Regions from separate parts of the Homo sapiens genome. Here regions 1, 3 and 4 are each linked to region 2. The links are chromatin contacts, found by Hi-C or POLR2A ChIA-PET in ENCODE. All regions are on one chromosome and are shown on one strand. The core of a region is the stretch at or near the end of the contact, and the rest is flanking DNA. Distances in the headings are between cores, read along the strand shown. Region 1 holds the start of TPM1-AS (TPM1 antisense RNA). Region 2 holds the start of CIAO2A (cytosolic iron-sulfur assembly component 2A). Region 3 holds the start of INTS14 (integrator complex subunit 14). Region 4 holds the start of RAB11A (RAB11A, member RAS oncogene family).

Region 1 (2,700 bases), core at 201-2,700, 1.0 Mb after region 2:
CTGCTAGCTTAACTCACAGCCCAAGCTACATCTAAATACCTAAGTCAGCTACATTTAAGTTCCAATTTCAGAAGTTAGGAACAACTTGCAGCCTGAAAGTCTCTCTTCAATGGTCTGATCCAGTCTTCAAGTTGCTGTCTTAAAAGGTTCTGTGTTCAATCAATCACCCAGGTAGATTGTTTGCAAAGATTACTTAAAAAAATTGAAACTACTTAAACTACTTTTGATATAAAGCCGTGAAAAGAACGAAAGTACTATCTTTAGCCAACTGGCACAGGAAGAGTTCTGTTATAAAAACGACGTGCAAAAGAGAAGGTAAGAATAAAAGTAATAATGTGCCCTTCATAAAATTTATCTTTTGTGTCTAACATCAATCACTAGGCCAGGAGCCAATACAAGGCTCTCCTGCATAGGGTCACACATACTCTTTCTTAGCAGGGTGAGGAGACCTCAGACTTCTACCACTGATACCACTTTAACCCATCAAACATGCCTACCAGCCCGCCCACTTCCTCTTCATTCAAGCCCCCCGCCCCAACAAATGTTGATTAAAAGCAGTAAATGAAGTGTTTTATGATGTCATGAAATGAGCAGGCCATCTTTAAGACCTCTTGCTGGGTGGGGAACTGAAGGTGAAGGAGCACTGGGCTGCCAGGGCTGTGCAGTTTTAATGACAGCGGGCACACAGCACTTACCCTTTTGCGCCAAGCATCAGTGTACTGTCTTTACATAGTAACTCCTTTAACCGACAGGTAGATGCTGTTACTATCCACACTTTACACACAGGGAACTGAAACACAGAGATTAAGTAACTTGCCCACTGCTAGTAAGTAGTGGAGACAGGATTCAAGTTCTGACAGTCTGGGTCCAAAGTTCTTGTTTTTATCCATCATATTCTATATAGTTCTAATGGTTCAAGGACAGCTACTAGCGAGTAAGGGAGTCGGAATTAGTTTACCACCCAGCCAAGTTCAGGGATATCCACAGGACTTTTGCTGACTCGTCCTATAAAGCAAATACTGAGAATTATCTTTTGCCTATTAATTTCCTTATTCCTGCTTGTATTTTATCTGAAACTTTCTCTAGTTGAGCTTTCCTCTGAAGAGGACCATTTCAGGTCTTGAAGTTTCTGTGGCCAGCCATACAGCCATTTACAAACACTTAACTAGAACGATTTACTCAACTCAGAACAACCCCGTATATTAAGCACAGCAGGACATCATACTATCAATTGTCATAAAACTCCCAAGGTGTTTGTTTCAGTATCTTCATTAAAAACACACACACACAAAATCGACAAATATCCAATACTAGACTACCTCTGAAATCCTGTTCGTGTTTGCTGGATACATTTGCCTTAGAAGAAAGGAAGGAAGCCAGGTATTACATTTAACAAGGGGGAGGGGAAGCCCGCAAGAGAATACACCCAATAACTGTTGACATTTCGCCAACTTTTTCCAAGACTTGGTAACAAAGCATTATCTATCTGTATGAGAGAAAAGGGGAGGAGGACTGCTGAAAAAAGGGACGGGTTAAGGGTTTTGCACTATAGTTTAGCTCTTCCAGCAGAACGCGGCGCTGTCAAGCTGTCAATGTCTGTCTACCGCCTCGGAGACACAGGCCGCCGGGAAACCACAGGGTCGACGGGAACGGCGGAGTGTAGCATCCCCGGGCCCCAAGTCCACAGTGCCTCTCCCACTTGACCTGTCGGCGCCCCTTCTCAAAGTACGGATCTCCAAGAGGAAGGACCTCCTCCCTCTCCACTCTCAGAGTAAAGCAAGCCAGCAGCGCAAAGTGCACCTCCCGGGGACGCACAGACACGACTGAAAGCCACCACCCCAGAAACAGACCCTTCCTGGGAAAATGCTCCTTCCAGAACCTTCTCAACACCACCCGTTTCCCCTGGGAGCGTTTACTTTGGATCAGCGAGATGGAAAACAAAGGCTCAGGAGAACAGGCCGGGCCCCTCCCCAGAGCCCGCCGCCAGCTGGCCCAGGTGCGCCAGGTGCGCCCTGGAGGCGTGGGGACGAGGGACCGGGGCCTGCGGGGGGGGAAGCAGGAGGGCCCTGCGGGGCTGCCCCGGGAGGATGCGCCTCTGGGGGCTGCGGGGTGATGGGTGTATCCCTTACGGTCTCCCTCAGCTTCCTCTCGTGGTCCAGCTCGCGCTGCAGGGTGCCCGCGCGCTCCTCAGCGGCGTCCGCCTGCTCCTGCAGGCTCCGGATCTTCCTGCGCACCGCCTCCAGCGAGCTACTCCCCGCCATCGCGCCGGACGGTAGGCGGGCGGGAGGGCTGCAGTGGGAGAGGCCGGCTGCTGCCCTGCGGACCCGGCTGCCGCGGCTGTCCTGGCTGCCCAGCGCCGGTCCGCCCCGCCCAGGCCTCTCTGTGCGATGGCGGCGCCCCCTGCGGCCAGGAGCAGTCCGGAAGTCGCAGCCTCCAGGGCTGCGCAGACAAACCGCAGGCGGGCGCGCGCGGCTGGGAGGGGCGCGCGCCGTGGATCCCGGGACTGGCTGGGGGCACTGCGCATGCTCGCGGCGGCGGGGAGAAAGGCGCTCCCGGCGCGCTGCGGGGGTACCTGGTGAGCTGGGCGCTCCGGGAGGCCACTGCACTAGGGCTCTGGCTTCCACTTCTAGGGCCCCTCCGCGGCGCGGTGGTGACCCGGGGTAACGGAGCTGGCTGCTAAGGGCAATAGCGACTCCTGCT
Region 2 (2,700 bases), core at 79-2,578:
ACAAACAAGACTGGAGTTTAAAGATAAATGGGCATGTTAGCATGGGACAATTCTGCAAGATAATCCTATCTTCTCAATAGAAATGGCATTTGTCACCAACTTTGACAAGAGGTTTAGTTAGTTTGGTTGTAACTGCAAATTCAGGGATGGACTCCCTCACAGGTCATGTGAGCTGTTTGAAGGCGGGGGCAGCGTTTTATCTTTGTATCTTCCATGCCTATGGATCACCTATGGCAAATTAGTACCTACAAATTTGATCGGAGGGATGGATGGATAAAATAAAATCGATTTTGTTACTGGCATCCATCACACCCACGAACACCAGAGGGCTTAAGATACACTTTTTTTTTTTTTTTTTTTTTTGAGGGAAGTCTCGCTCTTCTCCCCCAGGCTTGAGTGCAATGGCTCGATCTTGGTTCACTGCAACCTCTGCCTCCTGAGTTCAAACGATTCTCCTGCCTCTGCCTCCCAAGTAGCTGGGATTAAGGCCCCTGCCACCACGCCCAGCTAATTTTTGTATTTTTTAGTAGAGACGGGGTTTGCCCATGTTGGCCAGGCTGGTCTCGAACTCCTGACCTCAGGTGATCCGCCCGCCTCGGCCTCCCAAAGTGCTGGGATTATAGGCGTGAGCCATCGCGCCCGGCCAAGATACACTTTTAAGGATGGCGATCTCCATTATGTCACCACTGTACACATTAGACACGGGAAAACTTATGTTCTAAGTTGTCTTTGGAGGCCATTAGCAGAAATATTCGTTCAAAGGTGGGAAGCTGTGCTGGACTGAGTCCCTTAGGAGACGAGAAAGCCAAAAAGCCCTCCCCATGCCATACCTGACTACCTCACTGGCTTCCCATGACATCCCTTTTCACAGCAACTGAAACCTACTTCCTGTCCGATCAGGAAGTAAGAAAGACGTTGGCTGTCAGCGGATCCCGCGGAGAAATAATTGTAAAGAGTCTCCGTGCTGGAGAACTCAAGATCTCCTTTCCCCTACCCCTTCAGGATTCATCTTTAACTTATCACGGATACTGAGTGAGTCAGTCGCGGTTAACAGACCGTTACATCCACTTCTACCAGGCGGACACTACAAGTCCCAGAATACAATTCGCTGCCTTCCGAAGAAAATAGCTCACGCATCCCAGCATGCAATGTGCTGACGAGCCGCGAAGATTGTTTTTGTCCCGCCGAAATCGAGCAAAGCACGCTGGAACTTGTAGTCCTTGAGGCCCCTTCCCTAGGTCCTTCGAGCTACTCCGTCTGGCCCCGCCTTTTCTCTGCTCTCCTGAACCTTTAGGCTTGTCTCGGCCCATTTGAAGACCAGGAAGTTGATCAATCCCGAGGCTGCTGAGAGACGGTGGCGCGATTGGGACAGTCGCCAGGGATGGCTGAGCGTGAAGATGCAGCGGGTGTCCGGGCTGCTCTCCTGGACGCTGAGCAGAGTCCTGTGGCTCTCCGGCCTCTCTGAGCCGGGAGCTGCCCGGCAGCCCCGGATCATGGAAGAGAAAGCGCTAGAAGTTTATGGTAATTAATTTTACCCAGCACAGCATTTGGCGTTATAGGTGCAGGCCGGAGCTGAGGGGTGCGGGGATGATGGCCTCACCTGAGGGCTGGGAGGGGAGACCTTTTTTTTTGTTTGTTTGTTTGTTTGTTTTTGGCCAGATCTTGTCCGGGGCGTAGCAGGCGCTTTCTTCGGGGTCCTAAGTCACGTGGGGGGTGTGGGTCTTTCTGGGAACTGGGCTCTTCGTAAACCTGGGGCAAGCCGAACCCAGAGGTCTTAAAAGCTTCATTCTCCACGTGTGGCCTACGTCTTAGTAACCATTCCAAGACTTGTGGGGAGACCACAAGTCTAGGGTGCCTGGTTAGGAAGCAAAGCTGGCCTGATTGCACTACTAGAGCCTCGTTCTCTAGCTCCTGGACACGCACTCTTGCTACCGCTGAGGGCGCTTGTGGGTGACAGTCGAGTTGGGGACTGGCCCAAGGTCACAGCCACTCTATCCGGCAAAGTCAGTAAGCAGAGGTCCCCGAAAGAAGAGAACGAGATTGGCTTCTTGTAGCAAGGCCTTGTGTACACACACATAACGCACACACACACATACACACTCTTCCATGTTGCATATTAAATATTTTCTGTTTAACCCTTGGGGCCATCTTTATTGTACAAATGAGGAAACAAAGGTTAAAGAACTACCTGGAGGTCACACTGCCAGTAAGGAACAGAGCCAAAAAGCAAAGGCTGTGCCTACTGGTTCTAACCGTAATGCACTTTCCACCACTTCACAATTGCCTTACAACTTTTTGTTTGTTTGTTTTTTTAATTATGTTGTATTGTTTTTGAAAACCGAAAAGACTGGATATAATATTGAGAGATCTAACCATAGAATACAAATATAATTCAAGTAAGGATTATAGGCCAGTAGAAGGAAGCCAGGGTTAGGAAATACTCTGGGAGCTAATTTGGTTGACCTCTCTTACTAGAGGCAGGACTTACCTAATCAGCCTCCAGGCAGATGATAATTGTGAGTAAAATGATCTCCACAAAGCAGACCACATCCCTGTCCTGCCAGATCTCTGTCCACATAATCTAGGGATGGTAGGGCACTGGAGATACAACTTTGGAAGAGAGTGACTCTAGTCTTCAAACTGATATTGAAGGAAACCCATATATGCAAAAATAGAGTATGTAATAGAAGGCTGTAGACT
Region 3 (2,700 bases), core at 140-2,639, 1.5 Mb before region 2:
GCAGGGCCCTGGCCCCAGTGCTGGCAGGGATATTCCCAGGGACAGGAAAAAACTACAAGCAACTGGCCCCACAATCTCCCACATAACAAGCTGTGAGAAGTCAGACAGATTTGTCTGTTCAGTTCAAAGCATCCTCCTTCCTCGTCCCATCTCCTAATCTCGCCCCATCCTATCAGCTAAAAGAAAAAGGCAAATGCCTGAGGCCTTCTAGAGGCCTTTCTGTACTCACTTTGTAACCTATGTGGTTCCACATTGTTCTTTGAACCGTAACTACCCAGGGGCCTGCTGGCATCCATCTAAGCCTATCTCTAGCTGGGATTCCCTGGCTCCCTACATGGTTAGAAAGAAAGTCACCTCTTGCCCTCTTAAGGACCTCACTGAGGCACAGACTACAATGGAGACACCAGGTGGCCAGAGTGGCAGGCAAGAGCCCATGTTGCCTTACAGGGAAATCTGAGCACGCATGCCTTGTCCAGGGTGAGAGGAACGAGGGCCCTCTGCTTCCCTCAAAGAGGGGATAGGGGAAATAAAGTGAGCATTTGGGCTGAGGAGACCAAGAGGCCAAGTCTTGAGGTAAATTGGGCTCAGGTCAGCTAAGAAGGATATACAAAGCATACCTCAGCCAGGAATTACAGTTTTGGGGTTTTTCCCCCCAAGATTCTCGTGCGTTAGCCTCCCAAGTAGCTGGGATTACAGGCACTCGTTACCATGCCCGGCTAATTTTTGTATTTTAGTAGAGAGCGGGGTTTCACCATGTTTCCCAGGCTGGTCTCAAACTCCTGACCTGAAGCGATCCGCCCACCTTGGCCTCCCAAAGTGCTGGGATTACAGGCCTGAACCACCACGCCCGGCCAGGATTTGTAGTTCAGGAATTGCAGTTTAAAAAGAACAGGAAGAGGATTCTGTCAACCGGTTCAGAGGATACGAGAGAGGGGGCTAAAGAGTGACGAGGAAAATAGCAGGAAGGGTTGGGCTCGTGCACCGACGGGGCCCAGGGGAGTGAGGGGACAAAAGTGTGAAGCGGACACAGAGTCACCGGGCCAGGTGAGGCCCATGGGTCAGTGGGGCAGAAGGGGAAGGAAAGAGCCCGAGAATGGGGAGAGATTCAGGGCAATGCAGAGAGACACGGCAGGAAACCCAGCCAAGGCTCGAGAGAAGTTGGGGATTTGTGGGAGGAGAGGGGTGGCCGCGGATTGGCCATCGCGAAGAGAGGCCGCGCCCCCTAGCGTCCCTCCGGGATGAGCCAGAACCCTGCCCGGGCGACCCTGAAGCTCTCCAAGGACCGCCCCGCCCAGCGCGGAGTGCAGGCGCCGGATTCCCTTCTGTCGCGCGGCCTTATAGTTCCGGCTGTGGCGCGCGGACGGAAAGTTTATGCCGACGGAAAGTTTATGCCGACGGACTGTGTCCGGCGATGGGCACGGGGTGAGTGGGGAGGCCGAGGGCCCGGGACTGCCTTTCGCTGCTTGTTGGGGTTACAGGTGAAGGGGTTATGGGTGAAGAACAACCCAGGGCCAGCGCTTGGCCTTCCCGCCACCGTGGCGGCCGCCCCGCGCTGTCTGTGAGGCGCCAGTTCCGGGGCGCTGCTCCCGGCCTCCCCTCGCTCTGAGGCTCGGGGTCCCCAGCTCCGCGTAAACTGCACGATTTCGCCCTCTGCTCAGCTCCCCTCTGCCCCCTCTTTCCAAGAGAGACTTCCAGATCCCACATTTTCTTGACTGATTTTTAAGGTAAAAATACATCTCCCAGATGTGATTTTCAGTCTGGACTTTTAGAGATGAAATTATATCTGAGAACTGGGGAGGGACTCCCGGAGGCTGACGGGAAAGCCAAAGAGCAGGTGAGGCACTAGAAATTCAGGTAGAATCCTGCTTTGAGAGCGAGACTGCTGAGAATCAGTTCTTTATGAATGAGCTAATTATCACCTTCAGGGAAGAATTACAAACGTCTAGCTGATGGACACTTGGTATTCAAGGCCAAATAGGTGGCTAGGGCCTATTTCTCAGACTGTTCCTGAGAAAGAAGAGCCCTAGTTGTTTGAACAGTACACGTGGGAAGGGGGTGGGGGTGGGAGACTTGGGGGCTCAGAATCCACCCAAGTGAGGAATACATAGTGTTGTGCTCACAAAATTGGTAGACTGTGGTGGGCAGGGATTCCCCCCCACCCAAGACGGAGTCTCGCTCTGTCGCCCAGGCTGAAGAGCAGTGGCGCGATCTCGGCTCACTGCAACCTCTGCCTCCTGGGTTCAAGCAATTCTCCTATTTCAGCCTCCCAAGTACTAGAACCACAGGCGCACGCCACCACATCTGGCTAATTTTTGTATTTTTAGTAGAGATGGGGTTTCACCATGTTGGTCAGACTGGTCTCGAACTCCTGACCTCGGGTGATCTGCCCGCCTCAGCCTCCCAAAGTGCTGGGATTAAAGGCGTGCCTGGCCTTTTTTTTTTTTAATCAGGCCTATACTGCTTGAGTGAACTATCCTTCAGGAACTTTCAGTTCCCTCCTTTACTCCAACCTGAGTACTAAATTGATCTCCCACGACTTTGTAACTGTTAATGAGGTGCATTTGGGAGTCGACACAAATGCATCACTTGGGAGAAAGAGCCAGCTCCAGAGGTGTCTTCAGAGAAGGCAAGACTGCCAGCTGTCATCACTGTCAACAGCAGATTTCACGGGCTGAAAGTGCTTTTTTGTATTTGATCTAA
Region 4 (2,700 bases), core at 90-2,589, 1.8 Mb before region 2:
TCTAACCAACCCTGACCCTCCAATATGTTCTGTCCAAGGGCACTACATGTTTCCGTATCTTATAATAAATATTTAATGTAACCAAAAGAGCACACAACTTCCTCCCACCCCCAACCTTTTGGGAAAGGTATGTGGCTAACTAGGGCTCTTCCCTTCCTGTTGGATCCTCCCAGCGTTGCAGCAGGAAGCAACCAGTTCATAGAGATAAAGCAAGCTAGTATTTGTGCAGCGCACAACCTTTCCTGCTCAGGAACCAGGCCTTCAGGTCTGGCAAGGATAACAGCCACCACCCATCCGCAACCTCATCTCGCGAACCGAGTAAAGAGTTATCCCGGGTTGGGTGCCACTGAGTAGGGAGGGCAAGAAAAGAAAAGGCTAGGTGGGAAGTAATGTCAGCCTGCCGGGTCACTGCGACAAGTGCGCGAGTGGGTGATGGGCGATCCCTCTTACCCTCCCTCCCACCACCCAGGTCGCAACGGAGACAAGGGAGCTCTAAACACGATTTGGGGAGGGAAGGTAGAGAGAGTTGCCAAATGGGGAGTGGGAGAGGGAGCGGTCAGAGAAGGTTAAGGACCGCGAGAACCGCGGGGCGGAGGGTGGGGGCGGAGGCCCTTGGCCCGCTCAGATTTTACGGGGTCCTGGACCCGGGATGGGAGAAGCTTAGAGGGGCGGCCGTCCAAGTGGAGGGGAGATACAGAAGAGACGCTCGCTCGAGGGGGGAAAGAGGGCAGATAAGAAAAAGACCTGTAATGGGAGTCTGCACCGAAGGCAAGGCCAAGAGGGAAGCGAAGAACCCGTCAGAGGGGCTTCGGGAGAGGACGCGAGCTGGGAAGGGTGTACGCCGAGGGGGAGGGGGCGCTACACCCGAAAAGAGAGATGGTGGGAGGAGCGGCGGGGCCGTAGAACCCGGGGAAAGGAATTCGACGATGTGGGAGAAGGCAGTCCGCCAGGGGAAGGACACGCAGGGAGGGGCTCTGAGGCCAGCGAAGGCCTATGGAGAGGTCGCTCAGAGAGCGGCATGTGATGGGGACCCCTGTCTGAGCGGGGGAGAAGAGGCTGAGCTGGGTAGGAGACGGAACCGCACAAAAAGGAAGGGCTGAGGGAGGCCTATATCAGTGCAGGGGTGGCCGGCACGAGGGTCCACCGGGAGTGGCCCGGGTCCCCGAACGAGGACTGTGTAGAGTGCGAGAGCCCATGGCCTCACCTTTAAAGAGGTAGTCGTACTCGTCGTCGCGGGTGCCCATTGCGCGGCCGAGGAGCGAAAGGGCGGGAGCAGCAGTGGTATCTGTGGGACCAGGGGGCGTCGCTGCAGGGGTAACCCGAGCGCCGAGCTTCAACTGCCGGACTGGGTGAAGAGCCCCTCCCTGCCGCTGCGCCATTTCCGGCAGGCCCCAGCCTTTAAGGGGAAGTACTTCCGGGGGCGGCGCCCCGCCCCTGAGCCCAACAAGGGCGGTGTGCGCGAGAGTCGAGATGCGTGGGGCTTCAAGCTTTAGTCGCTAAAGGAGGCTCAAAGGGGAAACTGAGTCCTGGAACTCCTAGCTACCATAGTCTTAGTGGCCGCTTGCTCATTTCTCGAGCTACCGTGCCGGAAGCGGCTCGCTGGAACCAGGCGGGACCGCCTGTGAGTGGTGGGTTTGTGGATGGGGGCGGGGTTCTCTGAGGATTAGACAGCCGAAGGCAGCTACACATGCGTGGCGGTTCCATGGTGTAATGGTTAGCACTCTGGACTCTGAATCCAGCGATCCGAGTTCAAATCTCGGTGGAACCTGCATTGGTTTTTGTTTTTTTAATCTTGACAACATCTTTAATTCACTTTTTTGGTCACTAAGTAATTGAACAACTATGACACATCTTAAGATGGAGATGTAAAATTTAATCCTTGCCTATGAAGACCTCACAAATTTCCCACTGCATTTCAGGTGCTATCTGCTACCTGGCGGGGGGTTGTCTTAATGAGCTTCTTCACTGCCTTTTTTTTAACCCTGGGCTTTCAAGCCTTGATTCAAAAGCTTCAGTGAAACTTGAAAATTCCTTTTGCTGGAATTTTCTACCTCCAGCTTCATGCACGGGTAGGCGCTTGTCACTCACTCCTCTCCGGAAATCTCGCAATCTATCTCATTTTCATTTAGAGTACTTCGCCCACCCTCCTCATCAAGATTCATCAAGAACTTGAGTCCTATTTGTAGGCCTCTAATCTAAGTCCGTTTACATAAGTATTTCATTTAACATGCCAAGCAAAGGATGGTAATTTCCATTTTAGCGGAAGTTTGGATACTAAGACTCAAGTGATTTGCCAGATATCATGTCGCAGGGCCTCCCTGTATTTGAAGAGAATTTTGTCATTCCAGAAAAGCCTTTATCCAATTATTGTCACACCTCCTACCTCCTATATGCAAACTCTCGATTTAGACTTGTGGGCAAGTATGCCTATAACAAGCAGAATAATGCCCCCTGCCAATGATGTCCACTTCCCAATTCCTGGAGACTGAATAGGTTAGGTTACATGGCAAAGGGGAATTGAGGTTACAGATGAAATTAAGGTTGCTTATCAGCTGACATTAAATTAGGGATATTATCCTGGATTAGTTGGGTGGGCCCAGTGTTGTCATAAGGTCCTTAAAAGTAGAAAATGGGCTGGGCACGGTGGCTCAGGCCTTAATTCCAGCACTTTGGGAGGCCAAGGTGGGTGGATCACCTGAG

Evidence for each region. A loop is a pair of places that touch in the nucleus more often than their neighbours do. ChIA-PET counts read pairs that join two places held with the same protein, here RNA polymerase II (POLR2A). Pooled maps may share reads with other maps.
Region 1: a loop to region 2 is called in a map of CD8-positive, alpha-beta T cell, with 11 times the contacts of the local background. The contact joins the promoter of TPM1-AS here to the promoter of CIAO2A in region 2. A Hi-C loop is called at or near these places in 3 of 168 maps with a recorded cell type or tissue (CD4-positive, alpha-beta T cell, CD8-positive, alpha-beta T cell and naive thymus-derived CD4-positive, alpha-beta T cell), 1 of 37 single-sample maps with no recorded cell type and 8 of 50 pooled maps. POLR2A ChIA-PET finds 5 or more read pairs at or near these places in 1 of 52 experiments (CD8-positive, alpha-beta memory T cell).
Region 3: a pooled map shows a loop between it and region 2 (9-fold over the local background). The contact joins the promoter of INTS14 here to the promoter of CIAO2A in region 2. A Hi-C loop is called at or near these places in 6 of 50 pooled maps. POLR2A ChIA-PET finds 5 or more read pairs at or near these places in 2 of 52 experiments (B cell and activated naive CD4-positive, alpha-beta T cell).
Region 4: a loop to region 2 is called in a map of CD8-positive, alpha-beta T cell, with 9 times the contacts of the local background. The contact joins the promoter of RAB11A here to the promoter of CIAO2A in region 2. A Hi-C loop is called at or near these places in 1 of 168 maps with a recorded cell type or tissue (CD8-positive, alpha-beta T cell), 1 of 37 single-sample maps with no recorded cell type and 6 of 50 pooled maps. POLR2A ChIA-PET finds 5 or more read pairs at or near these places in 1 of 52 experiments (activated B cell).

Annotation. Positions count from the first base shown.
Region 1 is chr15:63,048,137-63,050,836 of GRCh38, reverse strand. TPM1-AS (TPM1 antisense RNA) reads left to right here and starts at 1,450. Exons shown (of 2, transcript NR_147233.2): 1 at 1,450-1,996; 2 at 2,142-2,700. The region is part of intron 2 of TPM1 (tropomyosin 1); the gene reads right to left. RefSeq lists a silencer at 1,984-2,643.
Region 2 is chr15:64,092,466-64,095,165 of GRCh38, reverse strand. CIAO2A (cytosolic iron-sulfur assembly component 2A) reads left to right here and starts at 1,328. Exons shown (of 5, transcript NM_032231.7): 1 at 1,328-1,521. The coding sequence starts at 1,398. RefSeq lists enhancers at 916-1,645, 2,006-2,055, 1,691-2,253.
Region 3 is chr15:65,609,820-65,612,519 of GRCh38, reverse strand. INTS14 (integrator complex subunit 14) reads left to right here and starts at 1,389. Exons shown (of 12, transcript NM_001394796.1): 1 at 1,389-1,422. It also overlaps a transcript of SLC24A1 not described here. RefSeq lists an enhancer at 1,312-1,471.
Region 4 is chr15:65,868,130-65,870,829 of GRCh38, reverse strand. It overlaps RAB11A (RAB11A, member RAS oncogene family), which reads right to left and starts at 1,339. Exons shown (of 5, transcript NM_004663.5): 1 at 1,205-1,339. The coding sequence starts at 1,244. TRQ-CTG1-4 (tRNA-Gln (anticodon CTG) 1-4) reads left to right here and starts at 1,697; the gene lies at 1,697-1,768. RefSeq lists an enhancer at 1,466-1,525.